Regions from separate parts of the Mus musculus genome. Here region 2 is linked to region 1. The links are chromatin loops, found by intact Hi-C in ENCODE. Cell type or tissue: gastrocnemius. All regions are shown on one strand.

Region 1 (8,000 bases):
TATCCATTCCTCTCTTGAGGGACATCTGGGTTGTTTCCAGCTTCTGATTACTATAAATATGGCTGCTGTGAACATGGTGGAGCATGTGTCGTTGTTATATGTTAGAGCATCTTCTGGGTATATGCCCAGGAGTGGTATAGCTGGGTCCTCAGTCACCAGACTGAGTTCCAGAGTGGTTGTACAAGCTTGCAACCCCACCAACAATGGAGGAGTGTTCCTCTTTCTCCACATCTTCACCAGTATCTGCTGTCACCTAAGTTTTTGATCTTAGCCATTCTGACTGGTGTGAGGTGGAATCTCAAGGTTGTTTTGATTTGCATTTCCCTGATGACTGAGGATGTTGAACATTTCTTTCGGTGTTTCTCAGCCCTTTGAGTTTCCTTAGTTTAGAATTCTGTTTAGCTCTGTTCCCCATTTTTTAATAGGGTTATTTGGTTCTCTGGAGTCTAACTTCTTGAATTCTTTATATATATTGATATTAGCCCTCTATCAGATATAGAATTGGTAAATATCTTTTCTTAATCTGTTAGTTGCCGTTTTGTTCTATTGAACGTGTCCTTTGCCTTACAGAAACTTTGCAATTTTATGAGGTTCCATTTGTTGATTCTTGATCTTAGAGCATAAGCCATCAGTGTTTTGTTCAGGAACTTTCCCCCTGTACCCATGTGTTCAAGACTTTCCCCCACTTTCTATTAGATTAAGTGTATCTGGTTTTATGTGGAGGTCCTTGATCCACTTGGACTTGAGCTTTATACAAGGAGATAAGAATGGATCAATTTGCATTCTTCTACTTGTTGACTGCCAGTTGAACTAGCACCATTTGTTGAAAATGGTGTCTTTTTTCCACTGGATGGTTTTAGCTCCTTTGTCAAAGATCAAGTGCCTGTAGGTGTGTGGGATCATTTCTGGCTCTTTAATTCTATTCCATTGATCTACCTGCCTGTCACCATACCAATACCATGCAGTTTTTAATCACTATTGCTATGTAGTACAGCGTGATCATGGTGAATGATCATTTGGAGGTGTTCTTGGGTTCGGTTTGAGAGAAGTTTATGGAGTATTTTTGCGTCAATATTCATAAGGGAAATTGGTCTGAGGTTCTCTTTCTTTGTTGGGTCTTTGTGTGGTTTTGGTATCTGCATCACAGTGGCTTCATAGGATGAATTTGGTAGTGTTTCTTTTCTTTCTAGTTTGTGGAATCGTTTGAAGAGTGTTCGTATTAGGTCTTCTCTGAAGGTCTGATAGAATTCTGCACTAAAACCTTCTGGTCCTGGGCTTTTTTTGTTGTTGGGAGATTTTAATGACTGCTTCTACTTCTTTAGGGGTTATGGGACTGTTTAGAGGGTTTATCTGATCTGGATTTAACTTTAGTATTTGGTATCTGTCTAGAAAATTTTCCATTTCATCTAGATTTTCCAGTTTCATTGAATATAGGCTTTTGTAGTAGGATCTGGTGATTTTTGGCATCTCCCCAGTTTCTGTTGTTACATCTCGCTTTTAATTTCTGATTTTGTTTAGTTTGTATTTCCATGATCTGTCCATTGATGAGAGTGGGGTGTTGAAGTCTCCAATATTATTGTATGAGGTGCAATGTGTGCTTTGAGCTTTAATAGAGTTTCTTTTACATATGTGGGTGCCCTTGCGTTTGGAGCATAGATATTCAGAATTGAGTTCTTCATGGTAGATTTTTTCCTTTGATGAGCATGAAGTGTCCTTCCTATCCTTTTTTATAACTTTTGGTTGAAAGTTGATTTTATTCGATATTAGAATGGCCACTCCAGCTTGTTTCTTGGGACCATCTACTTGGAAAATTGTTTTCCAGCCCTTTACTCTGAGGTAGTGTCTGTCTTTGACACTGAGGTAAGTTTCCTGTATGTAGCAAAATGCTGGGTCCTGTTTATGTATTCAGTCTGTTAGTCTATATTTTGTAATTGGGGAATTGAGTCCATTGATATTAAGGGATATTAATGAATAGTGATTGTTGCTTCCCATTATTTTTGATGATATTTTTATGTTTGTGTAGCTATCTTCTTTTGGTTTTGTTGAAAGAAGATTACTTTCTTGCTTTTTCTAGGGTGTAGTTTCCCTCCTTGTGTTGGTGTTTTCCATCTATTAACCTATGTAGTACTGGATTTGTGGAAAGATATTATGTAAATTTGTTTGTTTTTTTTTTCATGGAATATCTAGTTTTCTCCATCTATGGTAATTGAGAGTTTTGCTGGGTATAGTAGCCTGGACTGGCACTTGTGTTCTCTTAGGGTCTGTATGATACCTGCTCAGGATCTCTTAGCTTTCATAGTCTCTGGTGAATACTCTGTGGTAATTCTGATAGGTCTGCCTTTATATGTTACTTGACCTTTTTCCCTTACTGCTTTTAATATTCTATCTTTATTTAGTGCATTTGGTGTTTTGACTATTATGTAATGGGAGGGATTTATTTTCTTGTCCAATCTATTTGGAGTTCTGTAGGCTTCTTGGATGTTCATGGGCATATCTTTCTTTAAGTTAGGGAATTTTTTCTATAATTTTGTTGAAGATATTTACTGGCCCTTTAAGTTGGGAATCTTCACTCTCTTCTATACTTATTATCCTTAGGTTTAGTCTTCTCATTGTGTCCTGGATTTCCTGGATGTTTTGGGTTAGGAGATTTTTGCATTTTGCATTTTCTTTGAATCTTGTGTCAATGTTTTCTATGGTATCTTCTGCACCTGAGAGTCTCTCTTCTATCTCTTGTGTTCTGTTGGTGATGCTTGCATCTTGATCTCTTTCCTAGGTTTTCTATCTCCCGTGTTGTCTCTCTTTGTGATGTCTTTATTGTTTCTATTTCCATTTTTATATCCTGGATGGTTTTCTTCAATTCCTTCACCTGTTTAGTTGTGTTTTCCTGTAATTCTTTAAGGGATTTTTGTGTTTCATCTTTAAGGGCTTCTAGCTGTTTATCTGTGTTCTCCTGTATTTCTTTAAGGGAGTTATTTATGTCCTTCTTAAAGTCCCCTATCATCATCATGAGATGTGATTTTAAATCAGAGTCTTGCTTTTCTGGTGTGTTGGGGTATCCGGGGCTTGCTATGATGGGAGAACTGGGTTCTGATGATGCCAAGTAGCCTTGGTTTCTGTTGCTTTTATTCTTGCACTTGCCTCTCACCATCTGGTTATCTCTGGTGTTAGCTCGTTTGGCTGTCTCTGGTTATGGCTTGTTCCTCGTGCAAGTCTGTATTCCTGGGAGACCAGTTCTCTCAAGGAGGAATTTGGGTATGGAGAACTGTGGCACAGGGTCAGTTCCAGGTGCAGATGGAAACCGGAAGAATCCTGTCCAAGGCTACTCCTCGGTTCCTGTGTCCTGATGGTTCCAGGCGGGTCCCTCTGAGCAGAAGTGCCTGTGCTCACAGGCGTGCCCACACTCCTGGGAGACCAGCTCTTTCCTGGCGGTATTTGGGTATGGAGCGCTGTGGCATAGGATCCACTCTGGGTATTGTGGCACAGCTCAATATTACTCTTCTAAGAAATTAACACTAACAAAATTTATAATTACTTATCAGTACATTTAAAATAGCAGGGGAAAGAGCTGTTGTGTGTTAATATATGTAACATGTTACCATGGAGAGCAATGCTGTGAAAGAGCAGCCTTGTTTTACATTTGACATTTTGAAAATCTCTTAGCTGTGTGGCTTTATTTGACGCTAGAGGGTCTTCATATAGACCCTAGCTCCCCTTCTGGAGAGATCTGCTGCTTTCTGGGGCTCATGAGAGCAACCTGGCTTCACGCAGTCACATGGCTAGGAGATGGAATTGTGGGAATTCTTCAATGGGACCTGGAGTCCGTCGGTGGCAGCTTTGTAGCAGATGAATGAGGGGGAGTCAGAAACCATCCTTGCCTAACAGAAGGTTTCCGCATCTCCAATGTGTAGGTCACATGTGAGTCTCTGGGATGTCCTGGCTCTTAAAGCACACAACATAAAATGTCACTCAGGGACACCACTCCCAACTGTGTCATGGGTGCTCTGTGTTGTTAAACATTGCAAAAATCAAGTTCACAGTGAGTGGTTTAAGTCTGCAAAATGTTGACTTTTTTCTTAAAAGCCTGAGATTTATCCTGGGCCACAAATACCGACAACGAAGATCAGTATTGCTCCTTTCTGAGCACTTGAGTCTGTCTGGCACTTGGGTCTGAATGCTGGTCACAGGTGTTGCGGTAAAGGGACTGGTCCAAGGGATATTCATTCCCAAGACACAACGATATTGCTTTCCAGTACTTGTTATGACTCGGTGGGTCCCATGAGATCGTTGTGCCAGCTTCCCATTTAGTCACAGGAAGTGTTACAAAGGCACCCGAGAGTGTCTGTGTTGAGCACCTGCGCATTGCTCGATGATGTTGTGTTCTGCTTTCTTGGCTCTGAGGATAGGCTGTAGTGGGGAAGATGGGACTCTGGTACCGCTGGAAATACTGGAGAAACACAGGCATGTCTGCCCAACACATTCGGCCCGCACAGCACCACAGCACAAGAGCAGGAATTGCCTTATGAGAATCCTTGGCCTTCTAAATTCCCTGAATGTGGGCAATAGCCCAAAAAAACAAGGACATAGATCATTCTAATTTGATCCAGGAGTGTCTTTGTAGGAGGATTATAGCTAGTTATACACATTAACTAGCATCGAAGTTACTGAGCCTCCCCATATATAGTGTGTGCCCTAAAAACAAATTTGTAGTGTGATCTGCTTTGTTTTTTTCTTCATCCAAACTGGAAGGACATGGAGGTTATAGTTCTGAGTAGTGGGTGCCCCCTGCTGGTCATTACTGGAAGTGGCACGGTAAATAGTGGCATCAGAACTGCAAGGCTGGCTGTACCCAGCAGCTCCCTTCTCAAAAGGCAGAATATTTTAGAGTGCTCGGCCACAGACAGAGCCTGCCCTCAAGCTCATTTTCAACTGTCGAAACTGTTTTTAAAAGGTTCAAGTTTGCTTTTCACGATTCTAAACATCTTCTGGTTTCCAGTAAACCTGGGCACTGCCAGCCCTAAATGGTAAAGTAGGGGCTATGCTGTCACATGAGAGCATAGAGTCTGTGCTCAGGCGAGAGGAGTCATCTGTCTTTCTATGTGTGTGCATGCATATGTGCTGGGGCAGAAAGAGAGTGAGCAGGTAGATGAAAAGAAACAGTAGAAAGAAAACTTGTATTTATTTAGAAGAGGTGACATCTTGTCTGTATCTCTGCGCTCACCTACCCAGCCATCACCCCTGCACATGGAGATGGGGCTGCAGCCATGGCCATACTACATTGGCACTCATCAGGTCTGCATACACTCTCACTGATGCTCTTCCGCAAACTGTCCCATACTTGTTGACTTGGAACCACATGAGTCCACCCCATCTCAGCAAAGAGATCTTCTCATTGGAACACGGGCTCCCAGCTACCCACCTCCACAAGTGCTCTCTATCAGACGTGCAACGGGCTGATAACTGAACACTTGGTGCCTGCCACAGGTTAATGGGGGCTCCCAATCCCAGGGGTGCCCGGGCAAGGTGAGCTTTGTGGCCTCTGAGGACACTATCTGGGGGCCAAAAACTAGGAAGGTTTCATCGCTCGGGAAAGTGATATTTGGACTGTTTTTGCAAGACCTCTATGATTGCAGCAGGCAGAAAGGAAAGGTAGCTTACTTGAAGTTAATTAAGCCTTCAGACAGGTGTGTTCCTGAAATGCATACTATGGGGACTGCAAACACAGCTCAGCAGAGTGCTTACCCAGCATGCATGAAGCCTTGGGTTTGGCCCCCAGTACCACATAAAATGTGGCAGTGCCAAGCATCATAAAGGCACTGTTTGATGCTGTTCCTGGGCTTGGACAACCTGGACTGACTCTCCACTGCTCTTAGTGGAAATTTGCTACACACCTTTTGCTTATACTTGTATTTCTCACTGTTAAAGGCCTCGCTCTGAAAGCTAGAACTGGGATCACAAACGCTAGTGCAAACAGGAGTGAAATTAATGGAAGTTCCCTGGAAAAACTGTTATGCAGAAAAGCAAGTCTTTCTTAGAGCTTATTACTTCGATATATGTTTAGATCATTAATGAAGTTATTAGTAAGCATGAGACAGAGGATTTGAGAAAAAAAAAACAGTCTTTCAAATCAACAACTATTATATTACATCCTTTGGGGATTATAGCAGGAGAAGGGACACCAGGCTGAAGGGCTTTTGTGGTTTCCATAGTATGATACATTTTTCTGAGGTCCTAGAACAGTCTCCATTTTCTGGTTTTTTTTTTTCTTAATAATAAAAATTGGGGTATTCCAAGGACTTGTTGCAGGTTCATTATGGCCCACATCTAACTGCTCTTGAACTAGAACTTCTGCCACCTGGATGTTTTTCTTGGGTTAGGGGCTATTGCTCCACCCAGACCTCCATCAGACCTTCAGGTTATAAGGTCAACTGTTCTGCAATGGCCTTAATTAAAATTTCCGATACCCTATTCTGCTTGTTTATAGGTTCTATTGGAAATAATCTTCCTTAACCATCTTTTCCTAATCCTTTTGGGGGATCATATACCACATCTAACATTTGAGAGGAAACTATTTCATTAGGGCTTTACCAAAAGGGGGTCTGTTTGTCTCCCTGCTCCTGCATCCACTTGCTCCAAGTCCTGCCCTCAGCCGGAACATAGCAACCCAGGCCTGTAGTCCAGCACTTGGAAGGTAGAGGCAGGAGAATGAGAAGTTCGAATTTATCCTTAGCTCTGTAGCAAGTTTGAGACCAGACTGTCTGTTTTCTCAAAGAGGAGAAGGAAAAAGTGCATACATTCTAGACAAACAAGACATTTCTTTCAAAGATATATCACCATTGAGAGACACAGCTTATCGATAAGAGGAGTGATACCGGCTATACCATCTACTTCAAGTATTCAGATTCTGCAGCAGTTATGGGATGTGCACACTCCAAGTCAGAATGCACAGTGGCCTCCCTTCTTGCACCACATTTCCCCCCAGAGGTAAAGTCCCACCTCCCTAGAGAGTTCAAACCAAGACCATCTGGTGCTGGGGCTGCCTGAGCTGGCTCTGGTGTAGTAGTGACCAGATGTGCCTGGTCACTGAGCTGTGTGGCTCAGGTTAGCAGACAGTGATAGGGTGGTTTGTCTCCAGAACCAAACAAAATAACATCAGGCTGACTATATCACGCATAGGTGCTTTTAAATCGTGCTCAGTAGGTTCTGGCACCCAGCAGTGTGTTTGGGGAACCATAGGTCACTGTGGCCTGTTATCCATGTCTTCAGGAAAAGGAGAGTAGTCACTCAGGATCACCGAGATCAGGGGTTGGTTCATTCTCGTGTTGTCCATGTCAGGAAACAAATTCTGGTCCTTCCTCTTTGTTCCCTCCCCATCACCACCTCTCTTGTTCCCACCTCCCCATCACCGCCTCTCTCGTTCCCACCTGCCCATATCACTATGAGAGCCAGACACTGAGCTTAGTGTGGGCTTCTCCATGTGAGAGACAAAGAAGCAGCATCATGGTGGCAGCGTGTGACTGAACATGCCACCTTTGCTGTTCCAGAAGGTGGAGACACAATTAGAACTGGGGAATTGTGCTCCAAGAACCACAGTTTAAGCAGCCTTCACAATGACAGCGGAGGCCTGGGCTGGATTCTCTTTGCACCAACTGTAACACTGACTACATAGGCTCCGCTGTCCACCTGCCTACCTCTGCAACCCTACTGAGGGAGGTGCAATTAGCAAAGGAGAGAAACAAAAAAGTTCTTCCATGTGGACTCAGAAACATGCTTTCCTGCTATTGAAAAAATCTCCCGCGCATCTAAAAATCATCCAAGGATTTCCTTCCCTAGGCACCCTGAGTATGTCTTGTGTCACTCAAGTGGCCCAGATTCCTGTGTGCCATAAAGTCAAGAGACCTCACGGATGGGCCAAGCAATCTGAAGGGCAGAGAGAGGCTAGAGAAGGCCAGACATGGCTGACTCGTGAGCAGCATCTCATCCTGGGCACTATTATGGATAGG
Region 2 (8,000 bases), 130 kb before region 1:
AGTCAAGCATCTTTTAGCAGCATCTTTCCTACAGAGGCAGAAGCCAGTGCCTCTGCAGCAGCGGCAGACAAGATGAGGACAGGAGGGAGAAGCCATACTTTTCATACTCTTCATACACTACATAATCTTGGGATTTGCAAGTCTCCAGGATGTAAAGGTGGAGGGCCAGATCCTAGAAGTTTATACTGCCCCTTGGCTCTTGACCATCCTAAAGCTTCATTCCTCATAAACATATCAGAAAACTCACCATTTCTCTCTGCCCCTCCTCTGCCTTGCTGCCACCATTTTTAACCCCCTTCACATGCTGTTGACTGATACATATTCTCTATCTCAGGACGCCACATTTGTGATTTGTCCTCTCTAGCTTCATGCTATGCAAAAGGGCCAGGTGGGGAAGCTGGCTTGAGTGCTTGGCCTCCAAGGTCTTTGTAGTTTCATCAGAGTAGGGTCCAGTCACCCTGTCCTTCAGATACTTGCATGCAGCGCTCAGATACTATAATCTGCGAGATTGCGAGCACATTACCACCAGGTGTGTAAGGCAGAGCACTCCTGTGTGAAGAGAAGGCTTTCTAGACTGTGCTGGGGGCTGCCTGGGATGAGTTGCAGGGGCTTGAAAGAGCAAGCTCAACTGTTCCACCCCAGAGTGACTTTCCTGCAAGTCCTTACTCTCAGAAGAAAACAGGGGGCAGAGTAGAACATGCTGGGAGTTCTCTGCCCTCTACAGCCAGAGAAAAAGTAAACCAAGACACATTCTACCCAAGCCAAACAACACTAATTTGGGGGAAAATTACATGGAAAAAAACATTTTTTAAAAAATGTTTTTCTAAGGGAAAGAAGAATTAGTTTAAAGAGTTGCATAGCACTGTACTTTGGATCTTAATGTTCACCAAAGGGTTCTGTGTGTTGAGTCAACCAGTGTTGTGCTGAGAGGGAGCCTGAGGGAGGTCTTCAGGGAGTGTGCTCTTGAGGGAATATTAAGGCCTCAGAGCCTTTTCCTCCCCTCTCTTTGCCTTTCTGGCCACACCTGAGAGGCTTTGCAGGAACTTCTAATGGGACATTTCCACAGGCCAACTGACCATGGGTGGAAAGAGTCCAAACGTCCTTCTCTTTTTCTAACTCGATTACCTACCACATTCCTTATACTAACAGAAGGCTGAATAACCCACAGGCAGCTCTTTGGGCATTTGTATCAATAACAGCAGAGTGGCTCTCACACGGAGGAGGAAAGAAGTCATCATTCACTCAACAGCATTTTATGCCACATCAGCGGAAAGGAAATCTTGCCTGCCGACCACAGGTTCAGCAGTTGGCCTGTCGCCCTAGCTGCATTTTCTGCAGGGACAAGAGGGTAACCTGTGCTCAGAGTTTGCATAGGATTAAGGATCATCTGCCACACAGACTGGCCCTCCCCGCACTGAAGGGATCAGCATGATACAAGGCATAGCTGTGACCTGCAAGGCTTCAAGCATTGACCTGACAGGGGTGGTACACGAAAGATGAAATGACAGACACATGCACAGAAGAGCTGGGATCTGGTGGGTTGTGTGCTCTCTGGTGGAGATGGACAGCCTTGAACCAACCCCGGACTTCAGAATGCTTACCAGGTATAACACAGAGGGAGGGCCCAGCTAATCTCAGTAGAAGGTCCCTGAAGGTGAGCAGTCTCAGGCTGTAAGCACCATCACCATTCGCACTTGGACTAAAGGCAGGCTTTGCCAAGAGCCTGACCAGGGGTCAGAGGGATCCCTGACAAGGTCATATTCATAACACATTCACGGAGGGCTTCTTTGGCTCACCAGAGAACATTCACAGTGACTCCCTCTTGCTGAAGGAGATGTGTACCACTATTTCACAGGAGGGTTGTCTGCTCTTGCTTCCCTTAGGGAGAGGGTATCTCTGTACTGAGGCCCACATTGGAAAAGCCTTTATGGGCTCCAAACACAGCAGGGTGTCTGGGCATGAGTGGCTAGACATGTTAACCAGACTCAAGAATACACATCCCATGGTGTTCTGCACAAGGCTTCTTCCCTAGGCCTAGGAAAAAGGAGTATGGCAGACATGGTTTGTACACCAACCACCAGCTCCTTGGGTGCAACATCTTCGCTCTGCCCCTCCATGGCTCATCTGCCCAGAGCCATGTTGACCACACAGCAGCCACCACGATGGCCAGCTGGGAGCTGTCTATGGACACAGCAGCCCTGTGGAGGAGGTTTCTTAGGGAACTTCGGTTTCCTCCTTGGAACCATGTAAGCAGGGACAGGAGCCACCCCTTTCTTCCCTGCCTCTCACTTGGGTGCCTGTACCAGAATTTGAAGGGGAGACAACTCAAATGACCTAAAGTATATTATGGACAAGAATTCCCTACAGACCAGTGTGACCTTTTGGAAGACCAGAGAGAGAGAAAAGAGACACAGCCAGGTACTAGTTCTCCATACTGCCTATCTCTGAGAAATTGCTCTGGGTCCAAGAAGGAGCCACTAAAAGAAGACTGACCCCCAAATGGCACAGAGCCCCCAGAGAGGACTCAGTGAGGGGGAGCTCAGTTCCTACGGCTGACACCACTGTGGTCCAGCAAGGTCTCAGGATCAGAGGGGCTGTTGGGAGAGCAGGGGTTGCTTCAGAGCACGGATCAGATGCTATCTTGTCCAATCACTTGGTTCACTGCAAGGAAACCCCTAGTGTTTGTCGAGGAGATGAGACTTGAATGGCACGCGTTTCCAAGAAAAAGCCGACATTTCTATTTAGCCCTGCTGCTTTTTGTCCAAAACAGCTAAAAGAGACCGACCCTCAAAACTGTTTCGTAAGCTTGTTGGGTCGAGGTGAAGACCACTGAACCTTGACAATTTTGGCAGAAGACTGGGGCAAAAAGGTCTCAGAGTCTAAGTAAGTATCCCCTCTCCAACACTCACGCCCTACACCCTGTCCACACTATCTGTGAAGTGACAGGGTAGGAGTGGAACTTGGATCTGTCTCTTAAATTCTTCTTCCTGAAGTAAAAGGTGTCCCCCTGCAGGGCATCTGAAAACCCAGCAGAAACTCCTCATGCAGGCTCACTGCAGGCTCCTGGGTTCCCCTGCACCAACCTGCCCGGCAGCTTTGGGAGTAGAACAAGCCCAATGCACGAGCTCACCCCTGACCCTCTGTCCAATTCTCTTTTCCTGGGTTCCCCCTGATGCCCTGCACTGGCCCAACTCAAGGACTGGCCTGAGTGCTCCTGGGAGGAGCGGACTGGAAAGCATCACATTTTGAGGAAAGGGATGGTCATAGAAAGATATTTGGGTTCCAACCTGCTCGTTCCAGATGCAAAGAGCATCTCTTGAGGAAACACTGGTGCCATGACTGTGGGTCTGTCCAGCGTGGGATGCTGGATGTCAGCACTTTAGTCAAGTATACATTAAGTCATAGATATTTAAGTTGGCAACATGAGTGAGCGATGGGATATCCCTGGTACAGGAAACAAGCAGGCATCCTTAGCCTTCAGGAAGACCTCCCCACATAAAATTTAAGCCACAGGACAGGTCTAAGGTAGAGGTTGCCTCTTGGATGCTCCAATCTTAAGACCCTGCTTTAGTCATTAGTTTATATGAAAAGAGGGTGAATTGTCATTTGAATTAAAATAATTAAAAGATAAATTCAGGAAAATGATCCTTAAGTATTTCTGGTGAAACTGTTATTTATTCTTTTTTTTTTTTCAGTAAAATTGAACATGAACCCCTTTTCAAATGAAAAATTTCCCAAAGGTAGCAGAGATGTTTTTTTGCCCAATTTTTACCCTTTTTTCTTACATATACGAACCAAAATTATTTATGTTAATTACTTGAAGTAACCTTCTTAGAGAGAGAGTGTGGGGAATCAGTTTTAGAAATTATCCCCTCAAGAGACAAGATGTTAATGACAAACAGAATCTTCCCTCTCCTACCACAAGGAGGCAGCAGCCCAAATCTCACTGGTGGGTGACCAGGGGTCCTATAGACATGGATCCAAAGTTTGGGTTCAGCACTAAGCCAGTAGAAATCATAGTCATAAAGCTTCCTTTAGTTTTTAAAGATTATTTAACTTTATGTGTATTGATGTTTTGCCTTCATGTATATATGTGCACCATGCCCATGCCTGGTGTCCACAGAAGCCACCTATACCCTGGAACCAGAGTTACAGATAATTGTGAGCCACTGGGTTGGTGCCGGCGACTGAACCCAGATCCTCTATAAGAGCAACAAGTGCTCTTAACCACTGAGCCATCTCTCTAGCACATCATAAAAAAATCTTATACTTGAATATCTTGAAGCTCTGTCCCTGGAAAAGCCCAATATTATAAAGGACATACTTTGGATATACTTGCTCGTGTATAACCATATCAGCCATAGGCTGTGAGGAAGAAAAGACTACCCCAGGTATTTTAAAGGGCAAGATCGGACTGACTGCAGACTCCCAGATACCTGATATGCTGGGAGATAGTGGAATCATCTCCATCAGCCTTCAGAGCATGATCTACACAGCCAAGTTGTCTTTCAAAGGCCAATGGAAGATGTCCATACAGGTCAGAACTACATAGAATTACACACATGAGTATCAAACCCAGCACTGTATGTCAAAATCAGGTGAGGAATATTGAGCCCAAATGAATGAGCAACCACACTGATTGTTTTTATGGAAAATTTGTCTTTTTATGGAAAATTTGTGGAAAAATGTCTTTCAAAATATTAAAACATAATATATATGTGTGTATATATGTGTGTATATTTATATATATGTATGTGTATATATATATATATACTTGTGTGTATATATATATATATACTTGTATGTATATATATATATGTGTACATGTATATATTTTATAGATATAGATATACAGTCCATTGATACTAGGTCATTTCTGCACCATCCCAATCTATGGTACAAATCTGCAAGCACAAATGAAAGAACTGGCAATTCTGTAGAGCCAAGCCACAGGACACCACTGCACCCTAAAGTTGTTACCTACCACCCTCAGTGTTCTGCTGACAGCTCAGAGCATGAAAGACAAAAATGAGATGCATCCATCAAGAAGGGTGTGAGACAGGCACATGGAAACTAGTCTGCTCATCAGAAGCCAATGATCTAGCCTTGGGTTCCAATAATAGCTCCTCATCCCTTGCCTTACTTCATACTAAGGGATTCCTATGGCTTAGGCTGACTTCACACAACTAGCATTCTTCCAATCTCTTGCAGACGCCCTGAAGGTGGAAGCCAATGGAAACTCAGAGATCAGACAGGTCCTGAGGCAAGTGTCTGACTCTGAAGATGAGCAGACCTTACTTCCAAAATCATCAGTGTCATGTGACCGTGTTCTTCCTCTACCCCAGAAGTCTAAATACTATGATGGCACATGGTCTGATCCAGGTGACTCATGACATAAACCTGTCCAAGCAGTACAGGCCCTTATGCCAAGCCTAGCTAATCACACTGTCTTATGGATTCTGGTCCCTTTGTTTGCACTCGGGATGGTTCCTAGGACCCTGTTGATGCTAAGCAGAGTCACCACTGAAGCTGTGTCCCTAACCCACCAACCCCACCTCGATTCAAGGCCAGCTCAATTCTAGCAGTAACAGTGTGCAGAGCCCATATTTGCTGAAGAACCTAATGCACACCTAATCTTAAACCTCTGAACACTTCCAGAAAAGGCAAATTTGATGGGGCTGGAAAAGCAGGCACTGTTCTGCCTGGCAAGACCCATGCTGGAACTTACGTTTCCCAGGAGAAACAGTGGCTGCAGAGTTTCCACCTGTCCATGAGCCCCGGCTCACTCGTAAGAACTTCCCTCCAGATGACGGGGTCTATGTACTGTGTGCACTGGCCTCTCCTGGCTCCATCCTGCTACAATTTCCCCATCACAAGAGCTAGACTACTGCCTGCTCTTAGGCGCTGGCACCCAGCATCTGTTCACTGGCATGCTAGTTACCTATCATAGAACCGGTGTTGGTCTAGAGATGGTACCTTCTACATACCCAACTAATTTCATCAGTACTGGGATACCCAAGACTCCAGCATCCTTCCCACCACAAGGATCCAAGGAAGTCCTGTGGTCACTCTCCTGAAAGCCATCTCTACTAAGACCTGAGACAGAGAACAGAAACAAGAAAGGACCCGCCATATGCTATCTCTTTCTTGTAGAACACCTGGGAAGGCACTGTGATTCCACTATACATTATTTTGAACCAGGAACAGATTCTTTGTGCTGGGAGAGAAAGCAAAGACCCTTCCCTTTTCTCTGCTAAACATGTGACTCTGTGTGTGTGTGTGTGTGTGTGTGTGTGTGTGTGTGTATGTGGCATGGGCTGGCCTTCTATGTTCAGACTCCAGATGACTGGTTTTCTCTGTCCTTAATGCAAGCCCCTACTAACTAATGATCTATTCCACTATGCAGGGGTACTGTGAGGATAAATGGCAGTGTCTATAAAGTGCTTGGAGTTCTTAGGATGAAAAGACACAGGAGAAGAACAGAGCAGCGACACGTTATTATTCTCGCACAGAGTGGGTGGAATTGCAAAGAGAAATCATGTCAGAGATGTAAGGAAACTTAAAAGTCTGAGACTTTAAAAGGCTGAGATTATTAAAACACCTAGGTGTTTGACAGGAGAAAATTCAACTGTTCTCCTGTCTCAGAGATATAATACTTCTTTCTCATTCCTTACTCCACCCCACAATTGCTTCTTCCTGAACTAAGCTTTCAGTGTAGTCAAGTGAGCTCCATAGATGAAAAATTATTTTTATATAGGTATGCCCTAAAGTGACAGCTGCCCCCCCCCAAAAAAAAACACCCAGCTGTGGCAGGCAGTCACCATCAGCATGAGTTATTGCTGGGTTGTATTGGACTCATACACATCAAGAATGTGTCCAAATGTGGATATGGCTGAAGGCTCCTTGACTGTGTGGAGATGGGGTGATAAAACTGAGTTGTCTGCATAGAATTAGAACTCTGATAGAGCCACAGGCATGTGGGAAAGGAAACAGGAAGGATCCACTATCAGAAAAGGAAAGATGGCTAAGACAGGCATCTCTCTCTGGTTTCTTGAGTGCAAGCACTAACTTGGGCAATAAACACACAGTATCCGTAACCCAGCATGGGTCTGTGATCTAAGCCCATCTGTAACTGCCTGGTGCTGGAACCATATGCTAGGAAGTTAAAAAGCTCCAGGAGGGGTGTCCCAGAGGCTGCCTGAGATGAACAAGTGGGTTTATCTGGAGGGACCCCACAAGGACGGGCATGCCCCTCTCTTCACAGGGAGTGATGTCAGAGACAAAACCAACCTGGAGTTGAAATCATGCTTGAATTTGCACACAGAGTAAATAGGATCAGCCTGCCCCAAATAGCAGAACTCAGCCAAAATGAAGCCCCAATAAGGATATTTGAACGTCTTAGATAAATGTCATTCAAAATCATAGCCAAAGGGTATGCAGGGTTGATGAGAAATCAAAAATCAGCCGTTAGAAATAAATTTTAAAAATTATAGTTAGTGGATAATTTTTTAATCCAGCACCTAAGAGGAAGCTCATAAGAAACAATTAGAAAACTCGAAGGCTGAACAGAGGATTTTTCAGGATCCAGCTGTAGAAAAGGAGATAAAACGGGGAAGATGCATTAGATACATGCCAAACAAAAGGAGAACATTCTTCATGAACACCAGAGGAGGCAACAAGGGGTAGTGGAGGCAGACTAAAAGACACGATAAGAGAGATGGTTCCAGGTCAGCAAAATGTGGGAGAATGTTAGAAACAAAGCTCCTAGCAGGCTAAGGAGCTCTTGGTCCTCTCGGATTCTATACCAGTCAGGGTTTCCAGAGAACAACAGCCAGTAAGAGATCAGATGGACAGACACACAGGCATAAAAAGAGAAAATTTCAAGGAATTAGAGAGGATAGCAAGAATCTAGAAATCTAACCAACCTATTATTCCCCCACCCCAAAGGCTACCAGACAAGAAAGCACTGTGGTTTGAAGGAGCCACCTTCAACTCTGTTC

Evidence for each region. Hi-C counts contacts between places; a loop is a spot of excess contacts. Peaks named below come from ENCODE experiments on the same cell type or tissue, not always from the same donor. Only the 100,000 strongest peaks of a DNase experiment are listed, where the experiment ranks them.
Region 2: it touches region 1 in a loop (4-fold over the local background); 8 of 42 quality-filtered maps call a loop at or near these places.

The regions. Positions count from the first base shown.
Region 1 is chr17:8,611,142-8,619,141 of GRCm38, reverse strand. It overlaps a transcript of Pde10a not described here. Among named protein-coding and RNA genes, the nearest start is that of Gm46585, 120 kb to the left of the region's middle. In gastrocnemius, no CTCF peak of the experiment used is centred here; a DNase peak (open chromatin) is centred at 4,793.
Region 2 is chr17:8,741,472-8,749,471 of GRCm38, reverse strand. It overlaps a transcript of Pde10a not described here. Among named protein-coding and RNA genes, the nearest start is that of Gm46585, 10 kb to the right of the region's middle. In gastrocnemius, CTCF peaks have their summits at 3,010 and 3,924 (motif pointing right); no DNase peak of the experiment used is centred here.